Regions from separate parts of the Homo sapiens genome. Here region 2 is linked to region 1. Evidence: chromatin loops called from intact Hi-C (ENCODE). Cell type or tissue: tibial artery. All regions are shown on one strand. Each heading gives the region's core, and the rest is flanking DNA. Links, peaks and the distances in the headings are about the cores only. Region 1 overlaps GGT5 (gamma-glutamyltransferase 5). Region 2 has its middle 17 kb from the start of ZNF280A.

Region 1 (15,962 bases), core at 6,854-9,353:
AAAAAAAAAAAAAAGAATGGGTGTTAAATATTGTCAAATGCGTCTTCAGTCTCGATGGAGTGATTTTTTTCTCCTCTGGTGAAAGGTAAGAGCTAAGAGTCACGGTCAGGGACATACTGAGAAGATCTTCCTTGCAATATTAGCGTTGGCTCCACTAGGGTAGGTAAGTCATGTTGTTCTTTTTAATGTACTACTGGATTCTCTTTTTTAATTATATATTCTCCAATTTTGTTAGGATTTTGCTTTGCATCATAAACACAATTAGTCTGCGGTTTTCTTTGCCAAGTTTGGGGTCAGTGCTACGCTGGCTTCATAAAGCAGATGTGCAAATTTTCCTCCTTATTCTATGGTGTGGGAGCTTAATTGGCAGAAGAGATCTCAGGTCCTGACAACACGACACACTTAACCTGTGGAACTTTCCAGAAGAGTGTTTAAGGCAGGACAGTGTTCTGACAATGTTCTCAATTCCTTTTTATGATCACTGATGTGTTTAGACCTTTGCCCATTATTTTTGGTTTCATTTGTCACTTATATTTAAGGTTGCCAGAGTTAGAATATAAAAATATAGGATGCCGGCCGGGCACGGTGGCTCACACCTGTAATCCCAGCACTTTGGGAAGCTGAGGCCGGCAGATCATTTGAGGTTAGGAGTTCGAGACCAGCCTGGCCAACGTGGTGAAACCTTGTCTCTACTAAAAATACAAAAATTAGCCAGATGCAGTGGCGGGTGCTTGTAATCCCATTTACTCGGGAGGCTGAGGCACAAGAATCCCTTGAACCTGGGAGGCGGAGGTTGCAGTGAGCCAAGATTGCACCACTGCACTCCAGCCTAGGTGACAGAGTGAGACTCCATCTCAGAAAAATAAATAAATAAATAAATAAAAATATAGGATGCCCAATTAAATCTGAATGTCAGATAAATGACAATTTGTTTTTAGCCTAAGTATGTCCTAAGTATTGCAACTCAACTCCATTTATATTGTCCTAGAAAGGCTTTTATTATGTCCAAGTTTTCAAATTTATTAAAATAAAGATGAGTAATCTTTTAAGTTCCCCTATAGATGTGATTATTTCTTCATTCTCATTTCTTATTTTGTGTATTCATTTGTACCAATTCACTAGCTAATAGCCTATCTTTTTTTTTTTCAAAGACCTATTATTCTGATTTCAAATTTATCAGTTTCTGCTTCAGTTGTTCCTGAGTTCTTTCGCTTTCTTTATTTTTCCTTTACTGACTTTTTTATTCTTTTTTTTTTTTTTTTTTTTGTGATGAAGTCTCGCTCTGTCGCCCAGGTTGTAGTGAAGTGGCATGATCTCGGCTCGCCGAAACCTCTGCCTGCTGGGTTCAGGTGATTCTCCTGCCTCAGCCTCTTGAATAAATGGGATTACAGGCGCCCGCCACCATGCCTGGCTAATGTTTGTATTTTTAGTAGAGATGGGATTTCACCATGTTGGTCAGGCTGATCTCAAACTCCTGACGTCAAATGATTGGCCTGCCTCAGCCTCCCAAAGTGTTGGGATTACAAGTGTGAGCCACCATGCCCAGCCTACTTTACTAACTTCTTAAATAATATACTTTATTTATTTTTGTTGGTTTGTTTGTTCGTTTGTTTTTCAGACCGAGTCTCGTTCTGTCACCCAGGCTGGAGTGCAGTGGCACGATCTCAGCTCATTGCAACCTCCACCTCCCGGGTTCAAGCGATTCTCCTGCCTCAACCTCCCGAGTACCTGGGACTACAGGCACACGCCACCATGCCTGGTAATTTTTTTTTTTTAGTAGAGATGGGGTTTCACCATGCTGGCCAGGCTGGTCTTGAACTCCTGACCTCGTGATCCGCCTGCCTTGGCCTCCCAAAGTGCTGGGGTTACAGGCATGAGCCACAGCGCCTGGCCTGTTTGTTTTTGAGACAGAGTCTCGCTCTGTCACCCAGGCTGCAGTGCAGTGGCACGATCTCAGCTCACTGCAACCTCTGCCTCCCAGGTTCAAGCAATTATCCTCCCTCAGCCTCCCAATCAGCTGCGATCACAGGTGCCCGCCACCACACCTGGCTAATTTTTTTGTATTTTTAGTAGAGACGGGGTTTCACCATGTTAGCCAGGCTGGTCTTGAACTTCTGACCTCAAGTAATCCACCTGCCTTGGCCTCCCAAAGTGCTGGGATTGCAGGCATGAGCCACCGCACCTGGCCTATTTATTTTGATTCTTATTTTTTATGTAATATTTAAGCAAATGAATTTTCCTCCGAGCCCTGCATTAGCTGTATCCTGAAGGGTCAGATCTGTATTGATTACAGTGTTAGTTGAAGATGTCGCCCTTTTGGTATTGATTTCCTCTGTGTAACAAGATGTTTCAAAAGCCAGCTGTAAGAGTCTCTGGCTGGGCTGGGAATGCACACTGGCTGGCACTGCTGGTGGTGCAGAATGGATGTAGGGGCAGGGCCTGGGCAAGTCTCCCAGGGTGGGATGAGCAGGGAGGGAGAGGAATGGGCTTCCTCCAGGGCCTCAGGAACCAAGGAAGTCTCTGCACTACCTCCAGGCAGGGTCAGATGTGCATTTTCCAAAGCTTATTGCATTAGGAGTGGGGAGTAGACTGTGGTGGTGCCAGCAGCAAAAAGATGGAAAAGAGAGAAGGAGGTGGAGTCAGGGCTGAACCACACAGCTGGAGGGAAGAGGGGGGTTCTACGAGTAGCGCAGGAGGGAGGCGAGGCAGGCACCGCAGAGCTTCCAGCTGCCTCAGGGCCGACTTCCATTTGGCACTTTGAGTCCAAGGTGCCTGTGCACCTTGTCCAGATGCTCTGGAGGTGGTTGCTCGGGTATGTGGGTCTGAGACTCCAAACAGCTCGGCCAAAGCCGACATGGAGATCCATCAGTTCACAAGTAGTGAATGAGCCTTCTCAGGTGGGTGGCAGTCCCAGGGTGGCCAAGGGTCCAGGGAGTGCACCCTCACTCTGCAGGTGAGTCAGAATCAGGCACCACAGAGCCAGGGTTGCACCCCTGCTGGGGGGAACAGGAGCCCCTTTTCCTCTCCCCGACACACAGGGACAAAGTTATCATGCTCTTTGGGTGCCACTGGGAGGCACTGATGGGAGAGACTGGCCAGGCCTTCCCAAGCAAGCTCCAGGCAGCCTCCCAGCACCCCGGCCCAGGCGCAGGTGTGGTCTGGGAGCACAGAGCCAGGTTCCCACCGTGGGGCACCTGAGGTTTGTGCCTAGCAGCCTTCTCCTCCTTTGGTTCCCTTTTCCTTTTTGGTCCACAGGGTTTGGGACAGGTGGCTGCTACCAACAGCTCTCAAGGTGGCCCCACAGACCTGAGCCAACCACTTCTCCTCAGCCCTCCCCTGCCCATGAAGACTGCTCAGAGGGGCCCCATTGAGAGCTGGATCTGGGACTTTGTTTAAACTGCAAGGAGAGAAGCTCTGTCACCCTGCAGGGCGTGAAGTTCAGCTGAAGCCATTGAGATCATGGCCTGGGAGCCTATCTAGCAGGAGGCTACCACACGGAGGGCCCTGACGGTGTGAGTTCGGCCTCTGGATCCCACCACACTGAAGCACTCCAGAGACTCCCTTCTCTCTAAACCCACCAGTTCTGCTCCCTGGACCCCTGACCCAGCCGTGCTGCTTTCAAAGATCTGTCTTCCACTGCCTCCCAAAGCCAGATCGCAGGAGAAGCTGGTGGTCTCGCATCTGCCTGAATTCTGACAGCGGCCCACGAGAGTCGGTGATGATGGCAGGTCTGCCCAAGTGGTGGGCCGGCTTGGCCCCCTCATCTCAAAGTGAGCCATGTTTTGCTCCCAGACCTTCCTCCTAGTCTGCCAGACCACCTCTTCTAGCCATGCAGTCAAGCCCAGATTAGGAATTAGCCCCATCCAGCCCCTCTCCCACATACAACCTCCAAATATATCCACATCCCAATCCCTAGAACCCAAGATTAGACCTTATATGGCAAAAGTGACTTTGAAGATGTGATTCAATTTTTTGAGATGGGGAGATTATCCTGGACCATCCAGGTGGACCCACTATGCCCCCAAAATTCACGTGTTGAAAGCTAATCACCAATGTGATAGCGTTAGCAGGTGGGGCCTTTGGGATGTGGTTAGGTCATGAGGGTAGAGCCCTCATGAATGGGATTAGTGCCCTATAAAAGAGACCCCAGAAGCCAGGCATAGTGGGCTGCACCTACAGTCCCAGCTACTGAGGAGGCTGAGGCAGGAAGATCTCTTGGGTACAGGAGTGAGCTATGATCACGCCATTGTACTCCAGCCTTGGTGACAGAGTGAGACCCTGTCTCTAAAGTAATTAAATAAAAGAGACCCCAGAGAGCTAGCTAGCTTCTTCCACTATGTCAGTTAGAAGGTGCCATGTATGAGGACATGGGCCCTCACAGGACATCAAATCTGCCAGTACCTTGATCTTGGACTTCCCAGCCTCCAGAGCTGTGAGCAATAAATTTCTGGAAAATGCTATAAGCCACCCACTTTCCAGTATTTTTGTTATGGCAGCCCAGGCAGACTAAAACAACCTCTGTGGCACATTTGGGGTGATGGAGGAACAGCCGATGTTCCTAGGAACCAGTGAGGCGCAGGAGTCCCAGATCCCTCTAGTGAGATCCCCAGAGAGCACCACGTACCCACCCTGCAGCTGGCAAAGCTATTTATGGAAGTTAGGGGCCTGTTGGTTTAGAGCGGCCATTCTCAACCAGGGGGATGTGGCACTGTCTTGAGACAGTTTTGGTTGTCATGAGTGGGTGTGTGCGGTGGGGAGTGCTACTGCATCACACAGGCTGAGGCACGGGATGCTGCTCAACATCCTACAGTGTGGGGACAGCCCCCCACAACAAAGAATCATTTCATTCGAAACATGGATGAGGACCAAGCGCAGTGACTCACACCTGTAATCCCAGCACTTTGGGAGGCCGAAGCAGGAAGATTGCTTGAAGCCAGGAGTTTGAGACCAGCCTGGGCAACATGGTGAAACCCCATCTTTACAAAAAAAGCAAAAAATCAGCCGGATGTGGTGACACACACCTGTACTCCCAGCTACTTGGGGGCCTGAGGTGGGAGGATTGCTTGAGCCCAGGAGGTCGAGGCTGCAGTGGGCTGAGACTGCACCACTCCACACCAGCCTGGGTGATAAAGTGAGACCCTGTCTCAAAAAAAAAAAAATTAGCTGAGCACGGCAGCGTGCATGGTGGTTTGTGCCTGTAGTCCCAGCTACCTGAGAGGCTGAGTTGAGAAGATGGCTTAAGCCAGGGAGGTGAAGGCTGCAGTGAGCCAAGATCATGCCACTGCATTCCAGCCTGGGTGACAGAGCCAGACCCTGTCTCAAAAAAAATGACAGAACAGACTCTGTGGCAACAAGATACCAAATTATAAAGAGGACCCAAGGCCAAGCCAGGCAGGGGTTAATTCATGGACCCTGCACTTAAAGAATAAACTATGTTCTAACAGCAATGAGGCTTTCCTTTTCCTCCAGCAGCAACAAGCACCGGCCTGAAGCAACATTAATACACTTTGCAGCTCATCCAGCTCACGGATGCCAACTTATTGACCCCCTGTTTTTCCAGGCATAACTACAGCTCCGACTGGACAAGAGACTGATTTCAGTAACTTTCTCCTGATAAGAGACCATTGACCATGAACTGGCTCTGGCTGGTTTTCAGAAGTTGCTCACTTGCAGGCCTTCAGGCCCTGAAAAGATGTTTTGACAGATGGGGCCTAATTGTAATACATTTTATTTTATTTTATTTATTTTATTGAGATGGAGTCTCACTCTGTTGCCCAGGCTGGAGTCCAGTGGCACCATCTTGGCTCACTGCAACCTCCGCCTCCTGAGTTCAAGCAATTCTTCTGCCTTGGCCTCCTGAGTAGCTGGGATTACAGGCGCCCGCCACTGTGCCCGGCTAATTTTTATATTTTTAGTAGAGTTGGGGTTTCACCATGTTGGCCAGGCTGCTCTTGAACTCCTGACCTCATGTGATCCACCCGCCTCGGCTCCACAAAGTGCTAGGATTATAGGCGTGAGCTACCGTGCCTGACCTTGTAATACATTTTAATGTTAAGTCTCCACCGTCTTCATCCTACAGCAAACATGAGTCCTATGTTACATGCATGTTCGTTCAATACACATGTGTCAAGACTGCCTTCATGAATATTCATAGCTCTCCCTGTAACATGTTGAATATGTATGTTTAGCCAACCCCTTCAGCATACAGCTCCTGCCCCAACCTCTCCTCCTTAGAAGTGCCTATCTCCGGATCACGAGATCAGGAGATCGAGACCATCCTGCCTAACACAGTGAAACCCCGTCTCTACTAAAAATACAAAAAAAATTAGCCGGGCGTGGTGGCGGGCGCCTGCAGTCCCAGCTACTCGGGAGGCTGAGGCAGGAGAATGGCGTGAACCTGGGAGGTGGAGCTTGCAGTGAGCCGAGATCGTGCCACTGCACTCCAGCCTGGGCAAGAGAGCGAGACTCCATCTCGAAAAAAAAAAGAAGTGCCTGTCTCTGGTCTCTGCCAGAGGCTATGCTTTTGAAAGTGGCGGATGGCCACCCTGCAGTCTGTAACCCTTTATGAAAAATAAAGTTGCCGCTGTGGCTCACACCTGTAATCCCAGCACTTTGGGAGGACAAGGCAGGCGGATCACTTGAAGTCAGGATTTCAAGATGAACCTGGCTACATGGTGAAACCCCATCTCCACAAAAAATACAAAATGAGCCGAGTGTGGTGGCACGCACCTGTAATCCCAGCTACTCAGGAGGCTGAGGCAGGAGAATCGCTTGAAGCTGGGAGGCAGAAGTTGCAGTGAGCTGAGATTTTGCCACTGCACTCCAGCTTGGGCAACAGAGTGAGACTTTGTTTCACAGAAAAAAAAAAAAAAAGAAAGTAAGTTGGGGGATGGGGGAGAGCTTCAGGAAGAATAGCTAATGGATGCTGAGCTTAATACCTAGGTGATGGGTTGATCTCTGCAACAAACCACCAAGGCACATGTTTATCTATGTAACAAACTTGCACATCCTACGTATGGGCCCCTGAACTCAAAACACAAGTTGAAGGAAAAAAAAAAAAGAAAGTCTTGTCGGGCATAGTGGCTCACACCTTAATCCCAGCACTTTGGAAGGCCGAGGAGGGAGGATGGCTTGAGACCAGGAGTTCAAGACCAGCCTGGGCAACATAGCGAGACCCTGTCTCTACAAAAAAAATTTTAAAAATTGGCCAGGTGTGGTGTTGCACACCCGTAGTCCCAGCTACTTGGGAGGCTGAGGCAGGAGGATGGCTTGAGCCCAGGAGGTTGAGGGTGCAGTGAGCCGTGATTGCACCACTGCACTCCAGCCTGAATGACAGAGCAAGACCCCATCTCAAAGAAAAAAGAAAGAAAGAAAAAATGAAAGGAAAGAAGAAAGAAAAAAGTCTCTTTTCCAAATTTGTGAATTGTGTGATTTTTCAGTTAACCAGCTCTCAGGTCTGGGGCCAGTCACGCTGCTGAGTCCTGGCCACCAGAGTGGTGAGGTGTTGGGAGGCAGAGGTGGTGCTTGTCTCTGTCCAGGGGTGGCCTGGCTGAGGTTCGGCTGGTCCACGAGCATCAGTTTCCCCACCTCCATGGTGGTGGAATGTGGAGAGCCATAGGAGCCTGGTGCATGCACCCCTCTGTGCACTGTCCGAGGGTCCCCTCCCCACTTAGAACCATGGAATCAGGCCACAGTCCGCCTCTTTAATCTTGGACTGGAGGATATACAGATCGAGAGGGTGGGAGAGTGGCCCCAGGCAAGAGGCCTGCGGAGGGATAGAGGGGCCGGTTCAGGACCACCAGGGGCTCTGGGAAAGGGGGTTAGGGATGAGGCTCAGCCTCTCATCTGCCCAGCTGGTCCCCGCCACCTCTTCCACTCTCAGCTGGACTCCCCTGCCAGGGGTCCAGATCCTGCCAGAGTAGTTGGTCCCCCAGCCATGTCCGGCCTGGACACAGGACTCATGGTGGGGCCAGACTTCAGCTCTGGGCAGAGCAGTGTCTTAGTAGCCTGCGGCCTCCCCACTCTTCCTCAGGTCCGAGACGGCGTACACACAGGCCCCCTCCTGGGACACAGCCTGGACCACGTTCAGGAAGAAGGGCCTCTGGGTCTGGTTCTGGCCACGGTCTTGGAGTCCCCTCTGCACCTCCTGGAGAGGAGAGAAAGCAGGTTCACAGGGGAGGGCAGCTCAGCCCATCTCCAGGAGGGAGAGGCCTCTGCAAGAAATGAGAAAAATGATCAAAAGGCAAGACGGAGAGGAAGAGGGCCTGAAGACACAGGAAGAGGGGAGGACCAGATGGGAGCATGGAAGAGATCCAAAGGCCCATAGAGGACAAGCTCAGCCTCCAGGGACTATGTACGAAGGACACCACCCAGGCCCGAAGACCTCCAAATGCAAGTTCATGTCTGTTCTGGATCCAAGGACACCAGGGCCTTGAGGTGCAAATCTGAGTTCAGGGGGCCTTCGATGGAGGATGTGGCTTCTCAAGATTTAGACACTGAGGCCAGACACAGTGGTTCACACCTGTAATGCCAGCAATTTGGGAGGCTGAGGAAGGAGGATCACTTGAGGCCAGGAGTTTGAGACCAGCCTGGGCAATGCAGCAAGATCCTGTTTCTAAAAAATAAAAAATAAGAAATAAAAAAAAGCCAGGCGTGGTGGCACATACCTACAGTCTTAGCCACTTGGGAGCCAAGGTGGCAGGATCACTTGAGGCCAGGAGTTTGAGAACAGCCAGGGCAACAAAGCAAGACACCGTCTCTAAAAGAAAATCAAAAATTGGGCTGGGCGTGGTGGCTCACACCTGTAATCCCAGCACTTTGGGAGGCCGGCGCAGGAGGATCTTTTGAGCTCAGGAGTTCAAGACCAGCCTGGGCAATGTAGCAAGATCACGTCTTTATTAAAAAATAAAAGAAAAGAAAAAAGAAAAAATTAGTCGGATGTGGTGGCCCTGTGCTTATAGTCCCAGCTACTCAGGAGGCTGAAGCAGGAGGATCCCTTGAGGCTAGGAGTTTGAGGCTGCAGTGAGCTTTGATCATGACACTGCACTCCAGCCTGGGCAAAACAGCAAGACTGAAACCGCCTTTGCAAAATTATGACTGAGACAGGGAAAGAGATCTAACTTAATCGACTCCATCTTGCTTCTAACCTCCCAGTTGTCCTTGCTCATTCCTGGGTGTAGGCTGAACTAACTTTGAGAGAAACTTAGTTTATAGTTTAAAACAAAGACGGTAACAGCCCTTTCCCAAAGCAGACTTCCTTCTTGCCTGGGCACCAGACTGCCTTCGTAGGACTCACATTAGCCACAAGATTAGAAATTATGGTTTAGGAGTCACGCAGCTGAAGGCTAAAGATTCTGACCCTCCCTAAACTGCTCTTAAGATCAGTGCTTGAGAAATTTTGCAGACCCTGCACTTGATGGATCAGCTGGCACCATCCAGATCGATTAACTGGCTCATCTGACCTTGTGGCCCCCACCCAGGAACGGACTCAGCTCAAGAAGAAAGCTTCAACTCCCTATGATTCTATGATTTCCAGGGGTTTTTTGTGTGTGTCTGTTTCTGAGATGGAGTCCCGCTCTGTCACCCATGCTGGCGTGCAATGGCACGACCTTGGCTCACTGCAACTTCCCCTCCCAGGTTCAAGTGATTCTCTTGCCTCAGCCTCCCCAGTAGCTGGGATTACAGATGCCTGCCACTTTGCCCAGCTAATTTTTGTAATTTTAGTAGAGACAGGTTTTCGCCATGTTGGCCAGGCTGGTCTCCTGACCTCAGGTGAACCACCCACCTCAGCCTCCCAAAGTGCTGGGATTGTAGGCGGGAGCCACCGCGCGCAGCCAACTCCCTATGATTTCATCCCTGACCTATCAGCACTCCTGGCTCATTGGCTTCCCCCAACCCGCCAAGTTGTCCTTAAAAACACTGCTCCCTAGCCAGGCGCGGTGGTCATGCCTGTAATCCCAGCACTTTGGGAGGCCAAGGTGGGCAGATCACCTGAGGTCAGGAGTTTGAGACCAGCCTGGCCAACATGGAGAAACGCTGTTTCTGCTAAAAATACAAAAATTAGCCAGGCTTGGTGGCACACACTTGTAATCCCAGCTACTTGGGAGGCTGAGACATGAGAATTGCTTGAACCCAGGAGGTGGAGGTTGCAATAAGCTGAGATCGCGCCACTGCACTCCAGCCTGGGTGACAGAGTGAAACTTTGTCTCAACAACAACAAGCCAAAAAAACAAAACAAAACAAAACAAAAAAAACTAATGGCCCGAGAACCTCACCCTGCAGGGCCTGAGATTCCGGAGACATCTAGATGCATCGGGTGATGCCACATGGCCTGAGCTGCTGACAGGGCAAATGAGGTCTTTGGAGCCCTGCACGTTTGGCTATGAGTTCCCCATGCCTGACCTACTAATTGCCCACTGTCCTTAGACTTGAAGGCCAAGATCCTTTACTGCTGAAGCCAAAGTTGGACCTTCAGTGCTCAGAGACTCCATTCCTCAGAGTCCACTGGCCAAACTCCAAGACTCTGAGGATCAAAGACTCTCCTCGCCCTAGTCCCTGGGCCTTAGCTGTGAAGGTCCTTGGAGGCTTAAAGTCTCCAACCCAGAGTTTAGGATTTACTCCATGGAAAGCCCTAGACCTGAATAGCTGACATTCCAACTCCCCAAGGGAGCTGAGAACCTTAGGTTTGTGGGTCACTGGATTCCATTAATCCCAGTCCCCAGACTGTCATCTCCCAAATTCTCAGCATTTCACGTCCCCAGGGTGAAAGGTCCTGAGAATTGATGTTCACAAAGACAAAGGTCCTTCAGTCAAGAGTCAAGGGAGGGGCCGGGCGCGGTGGCTCACGCCTATAATCCCAGCACTTTGGGAGGCCAAGGCGGGCGGATCACAAGGTCAGGAGATCGAGACCATCCTGGCTAACACGGTGAAACCCTGTCTCTACTAAAAATACAAAAAATTAGCCGAGCGTGGTGGTGGGTGCCTGTAGTCCCAGCTACTTGGGAGGATGAGGCGGGAGGATGAGGCAGGGGAATGGCGTGAACTCGGGAGGCAGAGCTTGCAGTGAGCCAAGATCGTGCCACTGCACGCCAGCCTGGGCAACAGAGCGAGACTCCGTCTCAAAAAAAAGAAAAAAAAAGAGTCAAGGGAGGGCCAGGCACAGTGGCTCATGCCTATAAGCCCAGCACTTTGGGAGGCCAAGGTGGACAGATCACTTGAGATTGGGAGCTCAAGACCAGCCTGGCCAACATGGGGAAACCCCATCTTTACTAAAAATACAAAAATTAGCCAGGTGTGGTGGCGCACATGTGTAGTCCCAGCTACTCAGAGGCTGAGGCAGGAGAATTGCTTGAACCTGGGAAGCGGAGGTTGTGGTGAGGCAAGATCATGCCACTGCACTCCAGCCTGAGTGACAGAGTGAGACTGTCTAAAAAAATAAAAATAAAAAAAGAGTCAAGGGAGGAGGGCTCCAAAGGATGTGCCCTGGATCTTGAAATCCTCCATATCTAAGATCCCTGGAACCCGAGAGCCCTGAGAGGGTCTTCCTGTCATGCGAAGGACCCTACATGCGGAGGGAGGCCTGCAAACTCCAAGAGTTTGAGCCTAACAGGCTGAGGTCCTTAGTCTCAAGGTCTGAAAACTAAGGCTCTTGGGACTACACTCTGTTCCTGGACTAAGGCCATGGTTCTCAGGTTCTAAGGGCTTTGGAAGGTGGACTTGAGACCGAAGAAGTCTCATAACAGGAGAGGCAGCTTTGACGATCTGGAACCTCAGCTGCTATCAATCTTTTTTTTTTTTTTTTTTTTTTTTTGAGATGGAGTTTTGTTCTTGTCACCCAGGCTGGAGTGCAATGTCACGATCTTGGCTCACTGCAACCTCTACCTCCTGGGTTCAAGTGTTTCTCCTGCTTCAGCCTCCCGAGTAGCTGGGATTACAGGTGTGTGCCACCACGCCTGGCTAATTTTTGTATTTTTAGTTGAGGCAGGGTTTTACCATGTTGGCCAGGCTGGCCTGGAAGTCCTGACCTCAGGTGATCCACCCGCCTCGGCCTCCCAAAGTGCTGGGATTACAGGCATGAGCCACCATGCCCGGCCACTATCAATCTTTTAAATAGGTCCTAACAAAGGGCATCCATCAACCCAAAGATGCTCCAAGGAAGCTGAGTCTCTGTCTAAGGATAGAGGGGGAGTCAGCCAGAAGAATTCAGCCCCTGGAGCTGCACCATGGGCTTCTGTGGGGAATCAAAAAAAATGTTTGTAGGCTGGGCATGGTGGCTCACGCCTATAATCCCAGCATTTTGGGAGGCCAAGGCGGGAAGATTGCTTGAGCTCAGGAGTTCAAGACCAGCCTAGGCAACATGGTGAGAGACCCTGTTTCTACGAAAAACAAAAAAATAAAAACTATCCAGGTGTGGTGGCACACACCTGTAGTCCTAGTTCCTTGGGAGCCTGAGGAGGAAGGATCACTTGAGCCCAGGATGTCAAGGCTGTAGTGAGCTGTGATCGCAACACTGCACTCCAGCCTGGGCAACAGAGTGAGATGCTGTCTCAAAAAAAAAAAAAATTATATATATAGTAAAAATTACCACCAATGCCCTAGTGCCCCAGAAGAAAATCACTTTACAGACTGTCACAGGAAAAACAACCTCTTTCACAAATAAAGTTGCAAATATTAGTTACAAATCACACAAGGAAAAAGTCACCATGAGGGAGAGTCTGAGAGGCCCCAGCCAGGAAAACTCACTTCTGAAAAATGGCATCAACCACAGACCAGAGACCAAGGTGCTGAGATCCTCAGCCTGGGAGCAGCATAGACAATACCCTGCTCTCTGTCTTGGAGGCCACAGAACTGGCCTGGAGGCCACTGACAGCCTCACCCATCAAGGTCCCCAACTCCTATGGCCCCCAAAGTTGAAGTGTACCTGGCCTAAGAATCTCAGTGACTGAGTTCCTCCCAGGTGGCTTTGAGCAGCACGGATTTGGGGAGTGGGCTCTGCCCTAGGCATCCAGCTCGGACCTCAGCCTCACCTGGCTGAAGTTGGGCTCGTACTCCACACAGCCCTTGCTGTTGACATGCAGGATGGGGGCTGCAATGGCCGCTCTCAGGTCAAAGCCAAGCCACAGCTTGCTCATGATGGCCTGGGGGAGAGATGAGGGTTTCAGGGAGAAAGGGGGCACCCTGCTACCCTACATCAGCCCTCACATCCCCACTCCAGAGACAGTCAGACAGTATGCTGCCCAGAGAGGAGACACTCGAGCCAGGAGCCCCAGACTCACCTGGGCCACAGCAGAGATGATGAGCTCCCCGCCAGCCCCGCCAATCACTAGCTTCGACCCCTGGGCTTTGTTGATCAAGATGGAGGGCACCATGGAGGATGGGGAACGCTCGCCTGGAACTGGGGGCCAGCACCTTCCGGGAGCTCCACCCACCCTGTCTCCACTCACTGCTGAGCAAACAGCGTCTTGGCAAGTGCAGTGACCCATCCAGGGGTTAGCATGCAACCCCAGCCCAGCCCCCTCCCTCCTCTCCCCTGGTGGGGGGCCCTTGTGGACCCCGGGTGGGAAGCTTTGTTCTCACCAGGTGAGGGGGTGGTGCCGGAACCCCGGGGGCATCGCTCGCATAAGTCCAGGAGCTCGTTGTTGAGGATGATGCCTGTCCGTGGTGAATACACCATCGCTCCAAAGCTGCAGCCGTGGAGGCAGAAGAGCCTGGGCTAGGACCCGGGGCTCCCACCAGACACCACTTACCCTGCACGCTTTGCAGGACCCCCTCGTTTTACAGCTGCCCCGAAGCATGCTGAAGCCGCTATTCTCTCCCTGGCACCACCCAGGAGGGGTCCCCAAAGACCCACCTGTGCCCCCACATCAGGGCACCCTTCTGAGTGAGGCTACCCATTCCCAGGTAAATCTTGGGTCGGGGCCACCCCAGCAGCAGCCTTTCCAGCCAGAGATGTCAGGGGTGGGGGCCTCTTTTGAAATAGAGGAGGAGAAAAAGGGCAAAAGCAAGGTGCTGCCCCGTGGGGACAAGTGAGGGGACATGGGGCTGGGGGTGTGCAGGTCTAGGAGAGGAGGAGTGAAGCCATCCGCCTTCCCCCAGGCCCTACGCACGGTGTGTTGATGGTGCTGGTGGCAGCCACGGCGCTGCCATCCTCCCCCAGCACAGACACATGGGACGTGCCTGTCCCGTGGCCCCAGGCCTCGGCCAAGCTGTAGTGGCTGAGCTGGTGGTCCCCCCGGCCATCGATCTGTTGGCGGATGAGCTGGGCCAGGGTCTCCCCCAGCAGGTCCCGGGAGGCATTCTGGGGTGGGTGGGCAGGTGGCAGGGTCAGTGAGGGGCCAGGCAGAATCCGCAGAACCAAGGGCAGGATGAGATCAGCCCCCATGGGGGCCACCTCCAGTCTGTCCTCTACCTTGTGGCCAGGTCTCCCTCAAGCCCAGCTAGGTCTAGACTCTGCTCACCCTCCAGGTCCTTTGAGATATGGTGCCACTCCTGCACCTGACCCCTGTACCTGCCACCCCGGGATCCCTTTCAGTCCTGCCCTGGCCTAGAACCACATACATATCCCTCCAACTTCCCCCTACCAGGCCTGACCCTCATTTCATGCCAAGTCCTGAGCCAGGGAGGAGGACGGCCCACCAGCCCAGCAACCTCAGCAACCTCACCTGGAGCTTCGGGTGGCTTCGAGGGTCCCCCAGCCTCCACCTCTGCCCCTTGGCAAACTTGAGCGTCTCTACAAGGTGGTGGTACACGTTCACCCTCCCTTCAGGCCTGGCCATAGACTCTGTTGAGAAGTTGAACCCTGGAGAGAGGTTGGGGCACAGGTTGGTTGGGGTCACCCTATGTAATGGGTTGAATGTTGCCCCCACCCCCCACCACAGAAAGATCCACCCACATCCTAATTCCCAAAACCTGTGGATATTACCTTATACAGCACAAGAGTGACTAATACCTTAAGTGGAAAAGTAAGTTAAGGATTTTTTTTTTTTTTTTTTTTTTTTTAGACAGAGTCTCACTCTATTGCCCAGGCTGGAGTGCAATGGCGCAGTCTCAGCTCACTGCAATCTCTGCCTCCTGGGTTCAAGTGATTCTTGGTCCTTAGTCTCCTGAGTAGCTGAGACTACATGTGTTCGCCACCACGTACAGCTAATTATTTTTGTATTTTTAGTAGACAGGATTTCGCCATGTTGTTCAGGCTGGTATTGAACTCCTGGCCTCAAGTGATCTGCCTGCCTTGGCCTCCCAAAGTGCTAGGATTACAGGCGTAAGCCATCATGCCCCGCCTTTTTTGTGTTTTTTGGAGAGGAAGTCTTGTTCTGTCACCCAGGCTGGAGTGTGTGGCACGATCTCAGCTTACTGCAATCTCCACCTCCTGGGTTGAAGTGATTCTCCCGCCTCAGCCTCCCAAGTAGCTAGGACTTCAGGCACAGGCCATCATGCCCGGCTAATTTTTGTATTTTTAGTAGAGATGGTGTTTTACTGTGTTGGCCAGGCTGGTCTCCAACTCCTGACCTCAAGTGATCCACCCTCCTTAGCCTCCCAAAGTGCTGGGATTACAGGCATGAGCCACCACACCCGGCCTAAAGTACGTTAAAGATTTTGAGAGGAGGAGATGATCCTGGATTATCTAGATGTGCCCTGAATGTGACCACAGTGTCCTTGTAAGACAGACACATAGAGGAGAGGACACACAGCAGAGGAGAAACCAGTATGATCATGGAGACAGAGACTGGAGTGAGGCAGCCACAAGCCAAGGAATGCTGGCAGCCACCGGAAGTGGGAAGAGGCTGTGAAAATTTTCAAAATAGAGCGGCAGCCAGCCACAGTGGCTCACACCTGTAGTCCCAGCACTTTGGGAGGCCGAGGCTGAGGTCAGGAGTTCAAGACCAGCCTGACTAACATGGTGAAACCCCATCTCTACAAAAATACAAAAATTATCCAGGCATGATGGTGGGTGCCTGTAACCC
Region 2 (15,962 bases), core at 4,706-7,205, 1.7 Mb before region 1:
TTTCCCCTCCACACTGCCCCAGTAGAGGTTCTTTGTGAGGCTAACATTTTGTTTGTTTGTTTTTTGAGAGAGGGCCTTCCTCTGTCTTCCACCCTGGAGTGCAGTGGCATAATCATGGCTCACTGCAGGCTTGAACTTCTGGGCTCAATAGATCCTCCCACCTTCCACAGTGCTGGGTTTACAGGCATGAGCCACTACGCCCAGCCAAAACGCGTGCACATTCTTACGTCAACCTAATAACAGAGAGAAGCTCTTTAAAAGAAAATGATGTGTGTTTGGCAATAGAGCATTGCAATGAAAATATGTATGCCCCTATGTGTGCATTTGGGGAGGTAAAGGAAGACAAAGGTTTTTAAAGGAAGGATAAGAAGGATTACATAATTGTTTTGAGATAATTTTCCTTGACTACAAAGATCAATAGCAAGGGTGACGCTAGTCCAAGGTTGGAGAGGCAGTTGCTGGGCAGATGCCCTTATGGAAGTATTTTTTGCTTAAGGTTGCGATGTCCTTTGTACAAGGTTGTTTCTGTAGAGTCTTTTGTCATTGTTTTTGTTATCAGGTATGCAAGCGTGAAAACACTCTCTTCATGGCCTTCCCAGGCTCTGTTTGTCAAGTTTTGCTTTGTTGTTGTTGTTGTTTTAACATTAGTGGCTCCATTTTGATTCTGACAACTTTCACACTTCTAAGAGTTTAGAAAATATTCTGTTACTGGCCAGGCGTGGTGGCTCACGCCTGTAATCCCAGCACTTTGAAAGGCCAAGGCGGGCGGATCACGAGGTCAGGAGATCAAGACCATCCTGGCTAACATGGTGAAACCCTGTCTCTACTACAAATACAAAAAAAAAAAATTAGCCGGGCATGATGGCGGGCACCTGTAGTCCCAGCTACTTGGGAGGGTGAGGCAGGAGAATGGCATGAACCCGGGAGGCGGAGCTTGCAGTGAGCTGAGATCGCACCACTGCACTCTAGCCTGGGCAACAGAGTGAGACTCCGTCTCAAAAAAAAAAAAAAAAAGAAAAGAAAATACTCTTACTTTTTTTTCCTAAAAATGTATTTTAATTTCTCTTTTTTCTTTCTTTCTTTCTTTTTTTTTTTTTTTTATGAGATGAAGTCTCACTCTGTGGCGCAGGCTAGAGTGCAGTGGTGCGATCTCAGCTCACTGCAAACTCCACCTCCCGGGTTCAAGTGATTCTCCTGCCTCAGCCTCCCGAGTAGCTGGGATTACAGGCGCCCGCCCCCATGCCTGGCTAATTTTTGTATTTTTAGTAAAGACAGGGTTTGCCATGTTGTCCAGGCTGGTCTGGAACTCCTGACCTCAGGTGATCCACTCGCCTTGGGCCCCCAAAGTGTTGCAATTATAGGGGTGAGACAACAGGCCCAGCTTTTTTTTTTTTCTTTTTATACTGGATTTTAAAAAACTAGGAACAGAATTCTTAAAGTCAAATGCTTATAAGGGCCGAGCATCAAACACATTTGCAGCATAGGGTAAAAGAGAAATGAGCCCTTGGAAAATAGAAGCATGCAACAGTCTTTCAAGGATGTTAATGGTACTACTCAATTTTATCTGATTTCTGCCTGATGGCAATGCTGGTGTTGCTGATCTATTTTCCAAGCAACACTGGAAATTTAAATTTTTATGTTGTCTCTCAATTTTAAAGTGCCAGAAAGTATATATTTTTAAGTTTTAAAGCATAATGAAGCCAAATAAAGCACATCTGTGTGTTGATTTGAACTGTGAATTGCCTGTACCCCAATCTGGCTTAATGAGATGTGTATTTTACACTTCACTAGTTTCTGAACTTAAGGTGAGTGGCACATGCAGAACTTAAGGCGAGGGGCACATGCAGAATGATGTGGTCCCTAACTGCCCACGGAAGTGTCTCTAGTGATTGCAGCAGCTTAATCTAAGAGTTATCCCAACTGTCATCTTCATCCCAAATATTTTAGTATAGTATTTTAGTATAGACATCCCTCACTATCTGAAGGGGATTGAATACCAGCATCCTTGGATACTCGAACCTCTTATATAAAATGGCCTAGGATGGCCGGGTGCCGTGGCTCACGCCTGTAATCCCAGCACTTTGGGAGGCTGAGGTGGGCAGATCACGAGGTCAGGAGATCGAGACCATCCTGGCTAACACAGTGAAACCCCATCTCTACTAAAAAACAGAAAAAATTAGCTGGATGTGGTGGTGGGCACCTGTAGTCCTAGCTACTCGGCAGGCTAAGGCAGGAGAATACGGTGAACCCGGGAGGCGGAGCTTGCAGTGAGCTGAGATCGTGCCACTGCACTCCAGCCTGGGCGACAGAGTGAGACTCCATCTCAAAATAAATAAATAAATAAATAAAATGGCCTAGGATTTGCATATAACCAACACACATCCTCCCATATACTTTATTTTTATTTATTTATTTATTTATTTATTTATTTATTTATTTATTTTTGGAGATGGAGTCTCTCTCTGTCATCCAGGCTGGAGTGCAATGGCATAATTTCAGCTCCTTGCAACCTCCACCTCCCGAGTTCAAGCAATTCTCCTACCTCAACCTCCCAAGTAGCTGGGACTACAATCATGAGCCACCATGCCCTGCCACCCTCCCATATACTTTAGATCATCCCTAGATTACTTATAATACTTAGGACAATGTATTATAGTTGTTGTTTTGAGACAGAGACTCACTCTGTCCCCTAGGCAGGAGTGCAGTGGCACGATCATGGCTCATTCCAGCCTTGACCTCTTGAGCTCAAGTGATCCTCCCACCTCAGCCTCCTGAGTATCTAGGACTACAAGCATAAGCCACCATGCCCGGCTAGCCTTTTTTTTTTTTTTTCTCTCTCTTTTTTGGAAGAGACGAGTTCTCACTGTATTGTCCAGGCTGGTCTTGAACTCCTAGGCTCAAGCAATCCTCTGGCCTCAGCCTCCCAAAGTGCTGGGATTACAGGTGCTAGCCACTGAGCCCGGCAATACCTACAACAATGTAAATGCTATGTAAATAGTTGTCATATTGTATTGTTTTTAAATTTGTATTATTTTTAATTGTTGAATTGTTATTATTATTTTTTGAAGTATTTTCAATCCACTGTTGGTTGAATCCTCAGATGAGGAACTCATGAGGTGTGGAGGGCCGGCTGTATATTGTTCAGCAAGTCAACTAATCTAAGACGTTTAAGCTTGTGGTTCTCATCGTGCTACAGATTCAAACTGCCCAACCCTACCCCAGGTCAGTTAGATTAAAACTTAGAGTAGTCCCTTTTCAGATCCTGAATGGATCCATGTGCCCTCCACCTGACAAAAAGCTAGTGGTGAGGGTTGAGGGGAAGTACCTTTTTTCCACCTCCCACTTCACAGGAGAAGGCTTTTCTTTCACTGTTTTCAGATTATTTTTATTTATTTATATTTTATTTTTTGAGACAGGGTCTCACTCTATCACCATGCAGTGGCGTGATCACAGCTCACTGCAGCCTCAATCTTCCAGGGCTCCCCAGTAGCTGGGACCTGCAGGCATATGCCACCACGCCCGGCTAATTTTTGTATCTTTCGTAGAGATGGGATTTCACCATGTTACCCGGGCTGATCTCCAACTCCTGGGCTCAAGCAATCCTCCTGCCTTGGCCTCCCAAACTGTGTGTGTGTGTGTGTGTGTGTCTGTGTGTGTGTGTGTGTGTGTCTGTGTGTGTGTGTGTTTTGAGACGGAGTCTTGCTCTGTCCCCCAGACTGGAGTGCAGTGGCAAGATCTCGGCTGACTGCAAGCTCCGCCTCCCGGGTTCACCATATTCTCCTGCCTCAGCCTCCCTAGTAGCTGGGACTACAGGCACCTGCCACCATGCCCAGCTAATTTTTTTTTTTTTTTGGTATTTTTAGTAGAGACGGGGTTTCACGGTGTTAGCCAGGATGGTCTCAATCTCCTGACCTCATGATCAGCCTGCCTCGGCCTCCCAAAGTGCTGGGATTACAGGTGTGAGCCACCACACCCAGCCGTGTTTTGTTTTTTTAAGACAGGCTCTTGCTCTACTGCCAGGCTCTAGGGTGCAATGACAGCTCACTGTAGCCTCAACCTCCCGGGCTCAAGCGATCCTCCCACCTCAGGGTCCCAAGTAGTGGGAACCACAAAAGTGGACCACCACACCTGGCTATTCATTTGATTCTTAACCCAGACAAATTAAATCGGTATTTCCAGAGGTGGGACCCAGGAGTATGTATTATGAAAGCTCCCAGATGTCTAATGAGCAGCATGGCTGGAAAACCACTGCTCTTGATGGCCCTGGCCCCTGCTCAGCTGTCACCAAGTAAAGCACCCGGTGTGAATGAAGCCCTCACCATCAATCTCTATGATGGGCTGAATTGTGCTCCCCTCAATTCCTATGTTGAAATGCTAACCCCTGGTACCTCAGAATGCAACCATATTTGGAGATAAGGCCTTTAAAGAGGTCATGAGGCCATTATGGTTGGCTCTGATTCTATCTGACAATACCCTTATAAGAGGAGGAAACATGGAGACACAGGCAGACACCAGGGATGCAAACACATAAAGGAAAGGTCAGTTGCAAGCAACAGAGAGAAGGCCTTGCAAGAAACCAAACCTGCCAACACCTTGATCTCTGACTTCCAGCCTCCAGAGTGGTGAGAAAATAGACATCTGTTGTTTAAGCTGCCCATTCTGTATGTTATGGCAGCAATATCAAACTAATACACTCTGCAAAATGAGAGCCACCTCATGCATAGGTAGGGGGTGTGCAGGGATAGCTCAACTCCCAGGTGACTCCGGGACACAAACAAATGCCCTTAGTGGGGGTTTCTTTTTCTTTCTTTCTTTTTTTTTTTTTTCCGGAATTGGGGTATTGCTCTGTTGCCTAGGCTGTAGTGCCATGGTGTGATCACAGTTCACTGCAGCCTCGATTTCTGAGCTCAAACAATCCTCCCACCTCAGCCTCCCAAGTAGGTGGACTATAGGAACGTGCCACTATGCCTGGCAAAATTTTTTTTCTTTTTTTTTTTTTTCAGAGATGGGAGTCTCACTCTTTTGCCTTGGCTGTTCCCAAACTCCTGGCGTCAGTTGATTTTCCTGTCTCTGCCTCTGAAAGTACTGGGATTATAGGTATGAGGCCCCCACACTTGTCCAAGGGTTTTTTTTTTTTTATTGTACCAATCTACCCTGATTTTCCAAGAAACAGCTTTCTCCCACTTTGGGGTATTTCCTAGAGACCAGTGCTGGTAGAGACTCCCTCTCAATTCTCTTTCTGGCCCCAACTCCCTTGATTTCTCTCCTAAACTGTGAGGGACAAAACCTTGAGGACGGAGAGAGATCAATTTTCACACTGTTTCAAAAGCTAGGGAAATATCTGTGTTCTGTCTGGTATAGGTAAGAAAATAATAAAAACAAATGATAACTGTATATTAGAATGGTCTGAAAGCTGATGGCCTAATATAAAAAAAGACCATACAATGTGAAGTTATGAAGAAGCAGAGGGCGTAAGTTCAACATGGTCTACAGATGCTGGGCAGGTCTGCTGGGGCGAGATTGCTACTTACCCAAGGTGGTTTCCATGGAGAAGGACAAGATGCTTTCTGCAGACTGAGTGGAGAGAAGACAAACTTTTCAGTTAGGCTTTGGGCCTGTAGCCAGTAATGTGAGTAGAGGGAGAATTTAAAAAGGGGAGTCTATTATTATTCAGTTTTCTCCACTTCTAGATGGTCTACACTATGAGCCTTGGACATGTGGGCTCCCTGAAGCCAGGGAGAGGAATGTCTAGTTCTGACTTTAGGAAAGCCAAAATTGGGATTGGGGTCTTGGAGCCACCTCTTACCAGTCAATATGGGGATACTCCCAGGCAGCAGGCTGGGCTCAGGAAACTACGTGCTCTCTTCCTTCTTCCTCCGGGAGTCCCATGTGTACCCGTTGTTTACCTCCAACATGTAGGTGAGAACATGCAGTATTTGGTTTTCTGTTGCTGAGTTGGTTCACTTAGGATAGCGGCCTCAAGCTTTATCCATGTTGCTGCGAAGGACATGACTTCATTCTTTTTTGTGGCTGCCTAGGACATTCTTAGATGACAAATTATGGCGACCCATGTTATCCCTAGCTCCTTCTGTCAAGAAAAAAAAGGGGTGGTCAGAGGCAGCCTCCAACTTTAATGGGTACTGCAAGGAAGAAGACTGGAGAACCGGTGACAGAAATGTACTCTGCTGGGTCAAGTGATTTAGCTGAGTTTTACCACTGCAAGGCTGGAGGAGACTGAGGCTTTGGGTAAATGCTCAGTCACTACCAGGTGGATTAAGGAAAAAACTCCAAGTAACAGTAATGAATCATCGGAGTAGAGGAGAAAAACTCCAAGTTATATCTAACACTGAAATCCTGAAATTGCATGTGTCTCTTCAGTGATTAGGAATGCATTACTATCAGCTATTGAATAAATACCTTATTTCGTACAAGTTTTTATTAATTTAAAAACAAGGCTGCAGCAAACCACCATGGCACGTGTATACCTATGTAACAAACCTGCACGTTCTGCACATGTATCCCATAACCTAAAGTATAATAATAATAATAATAATAAAAAACAAGGCCAGGCATGGTGGCTCACACCTGCAATCCAAGCACTTTGGGAGGATTGCCTGAGCTCAGGAGTTCGAGACCAGCCTGGGCGACATGATAAAAATCCCATGTCTACAAAAAATAGAAAAACTAGCCAGGTGTGGTGGCACGTGCCTGTGGTCCCAACTACTCAGGAGGCTGAGGTAGGAGGATTGCTTCAGCCTGGGAGGCAGAGGTTGCAGTGAGCCAAGGTTGCACCATAGCACTCCAACCTGGGTGACAGAGTGAGACCCAGCCTCAAAATACTACTACTACTACTAATAATAATAATAAAAACAAAACAAACTAAAACACTCAGGAGAGATTAGTGGTCTAAAAGCATATTTTTACAATGTATTCAGGGTTATTCCATTGTTTCTTAAAAACTACCTTTGGGAGCATCTCCCCAAACTTAGTTTGGAAGTGTTTTTTCTGGGTTGCAATAAACAAGCAAACAAAAAACTACCTTTTAATTAAAAGTAATCCTTAAATAGAGCTAACAATAAAATCAAACACACAAAAAAATTATCCATTTTAAAATTTTTTTTATATGAAGTCTTGCTCTGTTGCCCACCCAGGCTGGAGTGCAATGGTGCCATCTCGGCTCACTGCAACCTTCACCCCCCGGGTTCAAGCAATTCTCTCACCTCTGCCTCCCAAGTAGCTGGGACTACAGTCACGTGCCAGCACACCCAGCTCATTTTTGTATTTTTAGTAGAGACAGGGTTTCACAATGTTGGCCAGGTTGGTCTTGAACTCCTGACTTCAAGTGATCCCCTGCCTCAGCCTCCCGAGGTGCTGTGATTACAGGCGTGAGACACCGCACCCGGCCAAAATTCATCTAATAATTGTAAAGTAAATTTCCCTTCTGCCCCAGATCACAGTTACCTGTCTCTATTCCCAAAATAAATGGCTGTGTAGAATTTCTGATGTGTCCTTCAATATATATTCTCTGCGTCTACATACACTTACCTTCCCCTACCTTTTTATGTAAATGGGTGTTTATTATTCACATACTCCGTATTAAAATTGTGATTTATTAACATAATTTTACTGACTTATTTTAATTTGAATGGAGATAAATTTATAAAGGGGATTGATTATTAAGATTTTATGTTTAAATATTCGGAAGCAAACAGTAATGCATCTTATCTTCTGAGTAGGATGTGGGTTGAAACTGCAAAGGCAAGCATGAGATGTTTCATTAACACAAAGCCTTGAGTGCTCCAAACCCAAAAGTCAAAGCAACTTATCAATAAATGCCAAAGGATACTATTCTGACATATCTGTGTGCTGTGGTTTGAATGCAGACTCCAAATCTCATGTGTGGGAAACTTAATTTCCAATGTGGGACTATTGAAAGGTGGGGCCTTTAAGAGGTGATTGAATCATGAGGGCTCTGCCTTCATGAATGAATTAATCCATTCGTGGATTAATGGGTTGATGGGTTAATGGCTTATCATGGAAGGGGAGCTGGTGGCTTTATAAGAAGAGAAGAGAGACCTGAGCCAACATGCTCAGCCTCCTTCATGAGATGCCCTCTGTGGCATCAGGATGCTGCAGAGACCCCCAACCAGGTAAGAAGGCTTTTACCAGGCATGCCCCCTCTACTTTGGGCTTCCCAGCCTCCATAACTGTGAGAAATTCATTTTCTTTATAAACTACGCAGTTTCAGATATTTTGTTGTAAGCAACAGACAACGGACTAAGACACTGTGTTATCTAATTACGTGATTCTTGTTTTACTATTTATTTATTTAGCCTCTTGTCAGAAAAAAAATTTTTTTTTGAGATAAAGTCTCACTCTGTCACCCAGACTGGAGTGCAGTGCTGCTCTCATGGCTCACTGCTGCCTCGAACTCCCTGGCTCAAACGATCCTCCCACCTTAGTTTTTCAAGTAGCTGGGACTACTACAGGTGTGCGCCACCATGACTGGCTACTACTTTTTTTTTTTAATGTTGCCCAGGCTGGTCTCAAACTCCTGACCTCAAAAGATCCTCTTGCCTCAGCCTCCCAAAGTGCTGGCATTGTAGGTGTGAGCCACCACACCCAGCCCACCGAAAGTTTTTTCAGACATGTACCCGAGTGATTAAGAGTTTAGGATTGGCTGGGCACGGTGGCTCACGCCTATAATCCCAGCAGTTTGGGAGGCCAAGGCGGGCAGATCCTGAGGTCAGGAGTTCAAGACCAGCCTGAACAACATGGAGAAACCCCATCTCTACTAAAAATACAAAATGTGCCAGGTGTGGTGGCACATGCCTGTAATCCCAGCTACTTGGGAAGTCTGAGGCAGGAGAATCGCTTGAACCCGCAAGGGAGAGGTTGCGGTGAGCCGAGATCGTGCCATTGCACTCCAGCCTGGGCAACAGGCAACAAGAGTAAAACTCTGTCTCAAAAAAAAAAAAAAAAGAGTTTAGGATCTATATTCACTCTGCCTGGGTCCAAATCCTGGATGTTATTAACTGTATGACTTTGGGCAAGTTTATTAACACCTCCATTTTAAAAAAATCTGTACTAGGAATATAATAATAAATGCATACTCTCTCAGGATTTGATTAAATGGAATAAAATATATAGAATTCCTAGAACAGTGCCAGGAGTTTGAGGCCAGCCTGGGCAACATAGTGAGACCCCATCTGTACAAAAAATACATAAAAAATGAGGGGGGAATAGCGGTGCACACCTGTGGACTCAGCTACTTGATAGGCTGAGATGGGAGGATTGCTTGAGCCCGGGGGCCAAAGCTGCAGCAGTGCAGTGACTGCGTCCCAGTAATCCCAGCACTTTGGGAGGGCAAGGCAGGAGGATCCCTTGAGGCCAGGAGTTCAAGACCAGCCTGTGCAACATAAAGAGACCCCATCTGTACAACAACAACAAAAATTCTTACGCACTTAGTATTTGCCAGATATAATGCCAATTTCTAGGGCACAAAGGCAAATGGTAACTACCTCCCTGGATTGTTGTAAAAATAAAGCATGCAAAACATTTTGTGCCCCCAATGATCCCTTCCTCATGGTGTCCCCACACTTTTATTTTGTGCTGTCACAATGAGCAGGGCACCACCAGGATACTGGGAAATAATGACGTGTGATTTCCAAGACCAGGTCACAAAAAACATTTTGCCTTGCCCTCTTGAATCACCTGCTCTGGTGGAAACCAGACAACTGTTATTTATGTCATAGCATTCAAGCGGCCCTATGGAGAGGTCCATGTGGTAAGGAACTGAGGCTTCCTGCCAACAGCCAAGTGAAAGAGCCATCTTGGAAGAGGATCCGCCTCCCAAGTTGGCCAAGCCAACATTTTGAGTATAACCTCATAAGAGTCTCTGAGCCAGAACCACACAGCTAAGCTGCAGTAACTTTGAAGTAATAATGATTTATTGTTGTTAAGCCACTAAGTTTTGGGATAATTTGTTATGTAGTAATAGATAGCTAATACAGTTGTGCTTATTACGTTTGGTACTCGTTACTATCACCACCACATCAGTGCATTGTAGAAAACAAATTCTATGTATTAAACTGTTTTGTTTCCCCTCTGGATTAAGCTGGGCTCACAAGGGGAAAGGTGCCCACCAGAGTTTTTTTCTTTTTTATGTAATCAAGTTTTTAAAATTTTATTCTATTCTACTTTATTTTTTTAAGTTCCAGGGTACATGTTCAGGATATGCAGGTTTGTTATGTAAGTAAACATGTGCCATGATGGTTTGCTGCAGCTATCAACTCATCACCTAAGTATTAAGCCCAATATGCATTAGCTCTTTTTCATAACGCTCTACCTCCCTCCTACCCTCCCGTAAAAGGCCCCAGTGTGTGTTGTTCCCCTCCCTGTATCCATGTGTTCTCATTGTTAAGCTCTCCACTTATAAGTGAGAACATCTGGTGTCTGGTTTTCTGTTCCTGCATTAGTTTGCTGAGGATAATGGCTTCCAGCTTATGGATGTATAGTATTCCATGGTGTGTATGTACCAGATTTTCTTTTTTCTTTTCTTTTTTTTTTTTTTTTTTTGAGACGGAGTCTCACTCTGTCGCCCAGCTGGAGTACAGTGGCATGATCTCTGCTCACTGCAACCTCCGCCTCCCGGGTTCAAGCGATTCTCCTGCCTCAGCCTCCCGAGTAGCTGGGATTACAGGCGCATACCACCACGCCTGGCTAGTTTTTTGTGTTTTTAGTAGAGACGGGGTTTCACCGTATTAGCCAGGATGGTCTCAATCTCCTTACCTCAGGTGATCTGCCCGCCTCGGCCTCCCAAAGTGTTGGGATTACAGGCGTGAGTCACTGCGCCTGGTCAGTACCACATTTTCTTTAACCAGCCTGTCGATGGAAATTTGGGTTGATTCCATGTCTTTGCTACTGTGACTAGTGCTGCAATGAACATACACAAAATTATCTGAATGATTGCAGTAAACATCATATATTTGTTTGCCAGCTACCATAATAAAATACCATAGATTGGGTGGCTTAACCAACAGAAATTTATTTTCCCACAATTCTGGAGGCTGGAAGTCCAAGATCAAGGTGTTGGCAGGGTTGGTTTCTTCTGAGGCCTTGGCTTGCAAGATGGCCACCTTCTTGCTATATCTTTACATGATCATTCCTCTGTGTGTGTTCGTGTCCTAATTTTTTCTTCTTATAAGGACACCAGTCATTTTGGATTAGGGCTCTTTCATATGACTTCATTTTAATCTTAACTGCTTCTTTAAAAGCCCTATCTGGAAATAAAGTCACATTCTGAGGTTACTGGGGGATAGAATTACAACAAATGAATTTTGGGAGGACACAAATCAGCCCATAACACATCATTGCCAGCATCACATGTGGAGCATTCAACTGGAGAAACTGCCCTAATTTCTCATTTGAAGGTCTAAACATCTCTTTTATCAAAATAAGCCAGGTTCTATTAAGAAGGCTGAATGTGCATCTGGCTCGATCAACAGGCGTCTGGCTGCTTCAAATGCTTGATTTTTTTCATTCTCAGAGAATGAAATCAATGTTGAAATATTGAGTATATTCTATACAAAATCTTCATGTCACAATGAATAAGAAAAGTAGTTTTTTTGAGACAGGATCTTGCTCTGTAGCTCAGGCTGCAGTTTTTGGAGTGCACTGGTATGACATAACTCGCTGTAGCTTCCATTTCTTGGGTTCAAGTAATCCTCCCACCTCAGCCTCCTGAGTAGCTGGGACTATAGGCATGTGCTACCACTCCAGGTTAATTATTATTATTATTATTTTTGAGACGGAGTCTCGCTCTGTTGCCCAGCCTGGAGTGCAGTGGCGCCATCTCTGCTCACTGCAAGCTCCGTCTCCCGTGTTCACGCTATTCTCCTGCCTCAGCCTCCCAAGTAGCTGGGACTATAGACGCCCACCACCACACCTGGCTAATTTTTCGTATTTTTTTAGTATTTTTTTGTATTTTTTTAATAGAGATGGGGTTTCACCATGTTAGCCAGGATGGTCTCAGTCTCCTGACCTCGTGATCCACCCGCCTCAGCCTCCCAAAGTGCTGGGATTACAGGCGTGAGCCACCGAATCCAGCCACTCCAGGCTAATTATTTTATTGTATTTTTAGTAGAGATGGGGTCTTGCTATGTTGCCCAGGCTGGAATCAAACTCCTGGGCTTAAGCAATCCTCCTGCCCCAGCCTCCCAAAGTGTTGGGATTATAGGCACCAGCCACTGCACCCAGTCAAGAAAATATTTTCTAATACTGAATACAGCTAAAGAATGGATGGTAAACCATTATTGTCCAGTCAGGATCACTGTCATCCAAGTGGGACACTCAGTATTTGAGATTCTGGGTGGTGCTATAATACTTGTTGCCTTGGTATCTGAGTGAGCACTTAGTCTAAGTATAATAATTTTCTGGAGGAGTATATTAGGGTTCTCCAGAAAGACAGAACCAATAGAATGGATGAATAGATAGATGGATAGATAGATAGAAAGATAGATTGATAGGGCCGGGCGCGGTGGCTCACACGTGTAATCCCACCACTTTGGGAGGCCAAGGCAGGCAGATCACGAGGTCAGGAGATCCAGACCATCCTGGCTAATGTGGTGAAACCCCATCTCTACTAAAAATACAAAAAACTAACCAGACGTGGTGGCAGGCACCTGTAGTCCCAGCTACTCGGGAGGCTGAGGCAGGAGAATGGCGTGAACCCGGGAGGCAGAGCTTGCAGTGAGCCGAGATCACGCCACTGCACTCCAGCCTGCGACAGAGCGAGACTCCGTCTCAAAAAAAAAAAAAAAAGAAAGATAGATTGATAGATAGATATGTGAGTATGTGAGGGGATTTGTTAGGGGAACTGTCTCATGCAATTATGAAGGCTAAGAAGTTCCACAGCAGGCCATCTGCAAGCTGGAGATCCTGGGATGCTGACAGCATGGCTCACTCTGAGTCCAAAAGCCTCAGAACTAGCGGTGTAATTCTCAGTCCAGTGCTGAAGGCCTGAGAAGCTAGGGAGTGAGGGTGCACTGCTAGTGCAAGTTGTGGAGTCCAAAGACCAGAGAGCCTTGAGTTGTGACATCTAAGTACAGGAGAGGAAGAGTGTATCTCAGCTCCAAAAGGTAGATCAACACATTCACCTTTCCTCTGTTTTTGTTATTTTCAGTACTGGCCTTTGGATGGCACCCACCTACATGGAGGGCAGATCTTCCCCACCTAGTCCACTCACACTCATGCGTTAATCTCTTCTGGAAACACAGACACACCCAAAGATAGTACTTTACCAGGTTTTTAGGTATTCTTTAATCCAGTCAAGATGACACCTAAAATTAACCATCGCAAGGGTATATTCAATCTGAATGGCCAAAATTATCTGATAGAGCCTTCATATACTTGTACTTAACAGATGTACTCTTGGGATTAAATGAGTTTATGCTCAAGAAATGATATTAGCCAGGCATAGGGGTGCATGCCGTTGTCCTAGCTACCGTGGAGGCTAGGGCAGGAGGAGCATTGCTTGAGACTGGGAGCTTGAGGCTGCAGTGAGCTGCGATGGTTCCACTGCACTCCAGCCTGGGTGACTGGGCAAGACCCCACTGCAAAGAGAGAGAGGCAGAGAGAGAGAGTAGAAATGGTATCTGTTATTTTACATTAAAAGTTCTGGAATAGGGGAGTGCTATGGTCTGAACGTATCCCTCCAAAGTTCATGTTGGAACTTATGACCCAATGTGATAGTATTAAGAGGTGGGGCTTTTACGAGATGACTAGGCTATTAGAGGCCTACCCTTATGATGAATGAATTAATGTCCTTATCAAAAAGATTCCATTTCCACTATGCTGAGAGCGGAAAACAAACAAACAAACAAACACAAATGAGGTTCCACACAGCACTCATCCTTTTTGCCCTTCCACCCTTCTGCCATGTGAGGACAAAGCAGCAAGTCTCCATTTTGGAAGCAGAGAGCAGCCCTCACCAAATCTGAATCTGTTGGTGCCTTGATATTGAACTTCCTAGCCTCTAGAACTGTAAGAAATGTTTCTGTTTTGTTGTTGTTTTTTCCGAGACGAAGTCTCGCTCTTGTTGCCCAGGCTGGAGTGCAATGGTGTGATCTTGGCTCACTGCAACCTCCGCCTCCCAGGTTCAAGGGACTCTCCTGCCTCAGCCTCCTGAGTAGCTGGGATTACAGGCACGTGCCACCACGCCTGGCCAATTTTTGTACTTTTAGCAGAGGTGGGGCCTCACCATGTTGGCCAGGCTGGTCTCAAACTCCTGACCTCAGGCGATCTGCCCACCTCGGCCTCCCAAAGCACTGGAATTGCAGGCACGAGCCACCGCTCCCAGCTGAGATGTTTCTGTTCTTTGTAAATTACCCAGTCTCAAGTATTTTGTTATAGCAGCAAAAGCAAATTAAAGAAGGTATAATATCAGGCTCTCTTCTGATTCCCTAGGCTCTGCTGCACGAATTGTATTTCCAGAAGTTCCCATAGGAAGTTCTCAGGAAATGAAATGGATATGAGGTAACCTCATGTCGGGGAGTCAGTCTATGGAGGATCATAATCATACAACAACATGGTCCACCCTTGCTATAATCTATTTTTTTTTTTTTTTTGAGACGGAGTTGCTCTGTCACCCACGCTGGAATTCAATGGCGTGATCTACGCTCACTGCAACCTCTGCCTCCCAGGTTCAAGAGAGTCTCCTGTCTCAGCCTCCTGAGTAGCTGGGACCACAGGCACACAACACCACACCTGGCTAATTTTTTGGATTTTTGGTAGAGACTGGGTTTCGCCATGTTGCCCAGGCTGGTCTTGAACTCCTGAGCTCAGGCAATTTACCTACCTTGCCCTCCCAAAGTGTTGGGATTACAGTCGTGAGCCACTGCACCCAGCTGTTTTCTGTTTTCTGACTTTTATTTTTGAGACAGGGTCTCGCTCTGTTGCCCAGGCTGGAGTGCAATGGTACAATCTCGGCTCACTGCAACATCTGCCTCCCGGGTTCAAGTGATTCTCCTGTCTCAGCCTCCACAGTAGCTAGGATTACAGGCGCCCGCCACCACACCCAGCTAATTTTTGTATTTTTAGTGAAGACGTGGTTTTGCCATGTTGGCCAAGCTGTTCTCAAACTCTTGACTTCAGGTGATCCGCCCACCTTAGCCTACCAAAGTGCTGGGATTACAGGCACGAGCCACTGCGCCCGGCCTTGTTTTCTGTTTTGTTTGTTTGTTTTTTAAGAGATAGGGTCTTGCTCTGTCAGCTAGGCTGGAGTGCAGTGGCACAATCAGCTCACTGCAGCCTTGAACTCCTGGGCCCAAGAAATCCTCCCACCACAGCCTTCTGAGTAGCCAGGACTATAGGTGAGCACTGGTTAAATTTTTAATTTTTTTTTGTAGAGACAGAGTCTTGCTATGTAGTATAGGCTGGTCTCAAACTCCTAGCCTCAAGTGGTCCTCCAGCCTCAGCCTCCCAAAATTTGGGAATTTCAGGCATGAGCCACTGCATCTGACCGTACAAAATGTTAATAAACTGGCCAGGTGTGGTGGCTCATGCCTGTAATCCCAGTACTTTGGGAGGCTGAGGCAGGGAGATCACCTGAGGTCAGGAGTTTGAGACCAGCCTGGCCAATGTGGTGAAACCCCCATCTCTACAGAAAATACAAAAATGAGCCAGGCGTGGTGGCCCATGCGTGTAATCCGAGCTACTTGGGAGGCTGAGGCAGGAGAATCGCTTGAACCTGGGAGGCGGAGGTTGCAGTGAGCCGAGATCAGAGCACTGCACTCCAGCCTGGGTGACAGAGTGAGACTCCGTCTCAAAAAAAAAAAAAGTTAATAAACCTTTTACTCCTGGCCTCAAGTGTTCCGGCTGCCTCAGCCTCCCAAAATGCTGGGATTACAAGCATGAGCCATTTATTTTTCTTTTTTTGAGACGGGAGCTCACTCTGTTACCCA

Evidence for each region. Peaks named below come from ENCODE experiments on the same cell type or tissue, not always from the same donor. Only the 100,000 strongest peaks of a DNase experiment are listed, where the experiment ranks them.
Region 2: it touches region 1 in a loop (29-fold over the local background); 1 of 110 quality-filtered maps calls a loop at or near these places.

What each region holds. Positions count from the first base shown.
Region 1 is chr22:24,211,971-24,227,932 of GRCh38, forward strand. GGT5 (gamma-glutamyltransferase 5) reads right to left here. Exons shown (of 12, transcript NM_004121.5): 7 at 14,661-14,797; 8 at 14,106-14,296; 9 at 13,576-13,682; 10 at 13,275-13,441; 11 at 13,026-13,136; 12 at 7,690-8,146. The coding sequence ends at 8,000. It overlaps LOC124905090 (a long non-coding RNA gene), which reads left to right and starts at 1,618. Exons shown (of 2, transcript XR_007068023.1): 1 at 1,618-1,759; 2 at 3,256-4,460. RefSeq lists an enhancer at 1,659-2,185. In tibial artery, for the core only: no CTCF peak of the experiment used is centred there; a DNase peak (open chromatin) is centred at 7,944.
Region 2 is chr22:22,529,136-22,545,097 of GRCh38, forward strand. It overlaps IGL. Among named protein-coding and RNA genes, the nearest start is that of ZNF280A, 17 kb to the left of the region's middle. In tibial artery, for the core only: no CTCF peak of the experiment used is centred there; no DNase peak of the experiment used is centred there.